Linked DNA regions of Homo sapiens: region 1 is linked to region 2. A link is a contact called in ENCODE Hi-C or POLR2A ChIA-PET data. All regions are on one chromosome and are shown on one strand. Each heading gives the region's core, a stretch centred on a gene start or an enhancer-like site at or near the end of the contact. The rest is flanking DNA. Distances are from core to core; before and after follow the strand shown.

What was found. A loop is a pair of places that touch in the nucleus more often than their neighbours do. ChIA-PET counts read pairs that join two places held with the same protein, here RNA polymerase II (POLR2A). Pooled maps may share reads with other maps.
Region 1: a map of IMR-90 shows a loop between it and region 2 (8-fold over the local background). The contact joins two enhancer-like sites. A Hi-C loop is called at or near these places in 2 of 168 maps with a recorded cell type or tissue (IMR-90 and Right ventricle myocardium inferior) and 4 of 50 pooled maps. POLR2A ChIA-PET finds 5 or more read pairs at or near these places in 1 of 52 experiments (H1).

What each region holds. Positions count from the first base shown.
Region 1 is chr17:57,517,514-57,520,213 of GRCh38, forward strand. All of the region lies in intron 6 of MSI2 (musashi RNA binding protein 2), which reads left to right. Among named protein-coding and RNA genes, the nearest start is that of MSI2-AS1, 90 kb to the right of the region's middle. Within about 2 kb of position 1,302, at least 7 of the 41 ENCODE cell types and tissues checked have a DNase peak (open chromatin) inside an H3K27ac peak, as active enhancers do.
Region 2 is chr17:57,661,567-57,664,358 of GRCh38, forward strand. The region is part of intron 11 of MSI2 (musashi RNA binding protein 2); the gene reads left to right. Among named protein-coding and RNA genes, the nearest start is that of MSI2-AS1, 55 kb to the left of the region's middle. RefSeq lists a silencer at 1,396-1,688. Within about 2 kb of position 1,450, at least 25 of the 41 ENCODE cell types and tissues checked have a DNase peak (open chromatin) inside an H3K27ac peak, as active enhancers do.

The DNA of each region.
Region 1 (2,700 bases), core at 52-2,551, 140 kb before region 2:
TGAAGCTCCACGAAGGGTTCAAAGGAGTCTTGGAGAAGGGATTCCTGTACTGGGCGGGAAGTGGAAAGGTGACCTTTGGGTCACTTCTAACTCCTGAGTCTGTGATTCTGAGGCAAATGGAACTTCCTCTCTCCCTCGGTTACCAACATGCACTCCAAGATCTGGCTGAGTTCATTGGAATCAAAGGCTGGTACCTTCAAAGGGCTGGTGGAGAGAAAAGGGCCTGGGGCTTGGGAAACCTGCAGCTACTCCGTGACCTCTGGCTTATCCCCTTGCCCCTCCTCTGTTGTGGCCAAGAAAAGTGGTGGGGCTCTGGGACCCAACAGACCAGAGTCCACCTCCCATCAGAGTGGCAGAAAGAGATGGTGGGGGATGGGGAGGCACCGTAGTACAGGGGTGTCAGAGAGCCCAAAGGTCATTCTAAACACACATTTTTTCATCTGTGCTCTGCAACCAACTCTGCGTGTTTGTCAGACAAAAGAGCTTTAATAAATATTAGTTTAATGAATAAATGTGTCACCTTGGCAGAGCTCTCCCTCTCCCTCAGTCTTCTTTTTTCATCAGCCAGTCTTAAAGAGAGCAGGGTGGAAGATGTCTGAAGCCCTGTCCTGAAAGCTGATGCCCTCAGAAGTTCCCTGCACTGGGGCCCCTGGCCTTTCTGAAATGTAGGCAAGCCCTTCATCCCATTATCAAGCCATGTTATTTACCCTCCCTGTTTTCCAGACAGAAAGAAGGTGCAGATGGCCCATGGGATTAAAATTGGGATTGGAACCAAGATTTTCCAAGCCTACAAAACTCCTTTCTCCTCTCCCCCTCCCCTCCCCAGGCGTATGGCTGCAGCTACGCTTGTCACCATCCGAGACTGCATTGGCCACAGGAGATGTGGATGATTTTTCCATTTGTCCTGATGTTTATTTCATGCCCATCAATATCAGCCCGTATTAGGACAGATGAGGTGGCTATTTACAGGCTGTGCATTTTCACACTTGGTAATTATAAACCCTTCCCTGGTTCGGTCAGAGTCGTGGAGATCCATTTTGGCAATTAGCAGTTTAGTATTTGTTTAATGGGAATGTGAGAGAGTGTTCCGGCACATCAGTGCTCCCCTAAATGATTTGCCTCTCTCCTCTGGAGCTGGCAGGCTTGGGCCTTTTTCATGGTAGGTGAGGCCTGATGGGGAGAGGCTGGAGAGGGGGAGAAGGGAGCATTCAGCAGTTCAGCAGCCTGCCTGCCACTCCCCTCCCCCAGCACATGCACGCACGCACTCACAATCAGTGCTGAACACGGGCCTGGATTTCCAGAGCACAGCAGCCGCCACTTGAAGGAGCCTCACACGAGAGGCCGTTAGGCCAGATGCCATTTCCATGTGACAGCTGTCAAGCCTGCCGGATCCAACTGCTGCTCCTCAAACAGCTCTCTCTCTCAGTGTCTCTCTCCCCTTCCCTCATCGCCTCCTCTCTACACCCCATCTCAGATATCCCCAGTGACAGCCTGCTGCCCCACTCTCCAGGGTGGTGCTTGGGCCCACGGCTTTGCAAGCTCAGCCAGAATGGAGCTCCCACCCAGTCCTACCTCTCACCGGGAGACTCTGCCTTCCCTGGCTTAGTCTTGAGATAGGGCCTCCTGGGACTGCTCCCCCAAGGGCACACTGGTTCTGTTAGTGGCCTTCCCTTGGCATAGTCCATTCACAATAAGAAAACCCACAGCATTGGGTGTGGCTCCCGGCTTAACTGCATGGACCATGTATGGGTGTGTGCATGCAGGCGAGGGGATTGCCAGGATGGGGCAGTGAATTGAGCCAGTGTCTGTTATGATGAGCATTTTCTGTGTGGTAGGCGCTCACTGGCTACCACATGAGCCTTCCTAACAACTCCAGGAAGCAAGACACACTGAGTATCCTTAGAGTCACTGCACGGGGCGGGGAGACTCGCATGGCTGAGCCTGGACTGCGTTCCAGAGCCCTCTGGCAGTTCCAGCTCTGCTAGAGGCTTGCTCCATGACTATGGAGGAGCCCGGTGATCTCGAGCTTTTGGAATTCACTTATCTAAAAGGAAGAGACCCAATATCCTCCTCTTTCCTTTACCTTTCCAATCATTCCTCCTCTCCCGAGCCTACCGGGGCAATATACCTCCATTTCCTTGAGGTTACCTAATCACCTCTATTCACTTTTTGGTAGAGTTTTAAAGCAGTGTTTGTTGGTTCATCCAGCAGACAGGGGCACTGCACAAAGCTCTTAGGGATTCAAAAAACAGAACACAAGTAAGGGAGAACAGAAGACTTAGGGACTCATCTGATTTTAACTACTGGCTCCACCATTTACTTACCTGTGTGATCCTAGGCAAGTCACTTACTGTCGGTGAACCACAATTTCCTCACCTGTAAAATGGGTGTATGATGCCACGTGTGTGGGCACGTGCCTGTAATCCCAAGCTACTCAGGAGGCTGAGTCGGGAGGATCGCTGGAGCCCAGGAGTTTGATACCAGCCTGGGCAGACAAATCGAGACCCCATCCCTACAAAAAATAAAAAATAAAAATTTTTAAATTTTAAAAAGAGAAAAAAAATGGGTGCCTGAAATGGGTATGATAGTATCTACCTCCAAGCTATTGCAGTAATTAAATGAGCTTTGCAAATTGCCTATTACGCTCCAGTAAATGGTAGTTATTATAACAATCATTATTTCAGGAGGATAGACATTTTA
Region 2 (2,792 bases), core at 200-2,699:
TGGGGTCTGGGGCTGGGGCTGGGCTCGTGACCTGGAGCAAGGGGTGTGGAGTGAGAGGCATTGAGAAAGCAGACACAGGAGGGCATTCCATGGCAAATCTCTGCCTTAGTTCCCTTAACTTTCCTTTGCTTCTGCCAACAAGTTGTTATTTATTCCCTGCTTGGGGCTATTGTTTCCCATTCCTTTGCCCTTGAGGTGGCCACTGTCCCCTTTCTTTCTGCCACTCCATTTCCCTCTGTCCTTGTCTTTGCCCTCTCTGTCAAAATTTGGCTCAAAGTGCCAGAAAGCCATACCTGATTCACCCTACCTGGGGCACCCCCTCCTTTGCCCATGTCCTCAGTCCTCTTCCTCATGGGTGAGCTCTCCTGAATGAAAGGTGAGATTATGGGTCCTTGGAAGATATTTTGCATGTGTCTGCGGGTGGCACCTGCTTTCCCCAACAATACAAACCATCAGGCCTCCCGGCGGCAAAGTCAGCCTAGTCCTCATTCTTCATATGGATAAGTAATTACTATGCAATTAGAAAACACAGAAAATGAAGGGGCCCTTTGTTCCTGGTTGCTTATTAATATTAATTTTTTTAAAAAGGTCTCCCTTCCCAGCTTGGGATCCTACAGAACAGGAAGCAGACAAATAATGCCTTTGAACAGCTGTGATGGGCTGTTGAAATTAGATCTGTCAGGGGATGAGAACACCACGATGGCAGCCACTCCGTGGTATAGGCTAAGAGGGTTCCAGGGGAAGGTATCTTGTAAGTGGTCAATAGAATGCTAGAGACACATCCTAGTCAATTTGAATACAATAATGATAATAGATGTTAATAATAATAGCTCACATGTATTATGAGTGAGCCAAGTACCATGTCAAGCCCACCTGCCTTATCCCATTAAATTCTCATAACCCTATGAAGTGAGCACTGTCATTCTCATTCCCATTTTAAAGATTTAAAAACTGTAGTTTGGAAAGGATAGTAGCTTATCTGAAGTGGCAGAGACAGGATTTGAGCCTAAGCCTGTCGTCATTCTGTCCTCTAAGCCACTGTCAGCGGACGCTCCATCGTACCAGCCCTGGGATGGCTGAGCCAGGCTCTGCAACCTTAAAACAGACACTCAAGAAAAAACCACAGCTGCTCTTAACTAAATTCTCCATTATCCTTGGGGGAGGAGATAACCCCAAATCATTTACGAGTGGCCTCAGGAGGCGGTATAAGTATTTTTTGCACCTGCTCCTGCTGTTGCAGACACTGCCTGGCTTTGGCTGACAGGTTTCTGGTCCCTGAATGCACTCAGACCAATGTCAGACAAAGGAGGCCGGGAGGAGGCGTGGTCGTGTAAGAGGAAGCCAGCCTGAAGAGAATTATTGGAAGGGAACCTTTAGCTGAAACAAGGCTGAGGGAAGTTAGCCAATGCCCAGAAGAAACTAGGCGATGGAGCACGGGCGGGCTTCTCTGGGAAGACAGACGTCCTCTGTAGGGATGAGTCAACATTTTTTCCTGTGGGCTGCGAGGACCGCTTCTGGAAGGTCGCTGGGAAGCCCCGCCCGGCCTTAGGGCTGGGAGGGGATTGGCTGCCCAGTTGCTGGGGCTTTGCTCTGAGCCAGTGGCGGGGTGGAGGGGCGGGGCCAAGGCGGGAGCAGCGGGCTTCTTGGCCAATCATCCTGCAGGGAGGCTGGGCACCCGGTACCATGGCAACCGCGAGCAGGGCCTCATTTGTTTTGTAGATGAGTAATTACTACACAATTAGAGAAAGCTAAAAATAAAGGGGCCCTTTGTTCCTGGTTACTTATTAATATTAATAAAATGGTCTGCCCAGGTCTGTGGTAAACATTTGATGCCTGCGTGCCTGTGGCAGAGGCTTGTGTAGCCGGGAAAGGCACCCCAGCCCCGCTCGCCCCTCTTTCGGGAAGTTATTTCTGACTATATCCTGGAGAGGGTGGGCTTCTGACCTTGGGGAGAAGAGGAGAGGCTCAGTGTGACAGACATAGGATCCAGGATGTCCTGGAGTCCGGGTCCGTCACTGACTCAGGTGGAAAGGTGGCGGCAGCGTCACCATCCTTCAGAGAAAAGACAGACACACAGCAGCAAAGCAGACACTATGGACCGGTGTCAGAGGAAACCCCTAGTCCAGTTTTGCTGTGTCCTTCTGTGTTTTCTGGCTTTTGATTGATCAGCTCCAGGTGTGTAAAATAGTCGTTAAGTCTTCAATGGAGGTAGCCCCCAAGACTCCAGTGACTCCCCTCCCATCTGGCTTAAAGGGCACATTCCGTTCAGGCTTGGAAATGATCTGCTGGAGGTTTACACTGTGTTCAGGGTTGTCCCCGTGGCTCCCCATGCCCTGGCCTTCGAAGTTAAAGCAGCTGAGAGGCTTGCTTTCTATTCCTTCTCCCTCCTAGGGGGAGAGGTTGCCTTGTTGATTACTCCAGTGAGGATGATTAACAGCTTAAAAAAAAAAATAGAGGCAGCATAAGAGCATAGAAGGCAGAGTAGGGAATCAGAAGACTTGGTTCCAGGCCTGCTTCCACCTCTACTAAACGAGGAATTCAGACTAAAGGGTCCTTGGGAGCCATTTCAGCTCTACAGCTCTGTTTTGCTGCTGTTTCCAAAGCTGGAAATCCCTTTTCCTTGGAGATAGGAACAGGGACAGTGACAGTGCCTTAAGATCTGAGAGAACAGGCCGGGCACGGTGACTCACGCCTGTAATCCCAGCACTTTGGGAGGCCGAGGCGGCTGATCACTTGAGGCCAGGAGTTTGAGACCAGCCTGGCCAACATGGTGAAACCCCATCTCTACTAAA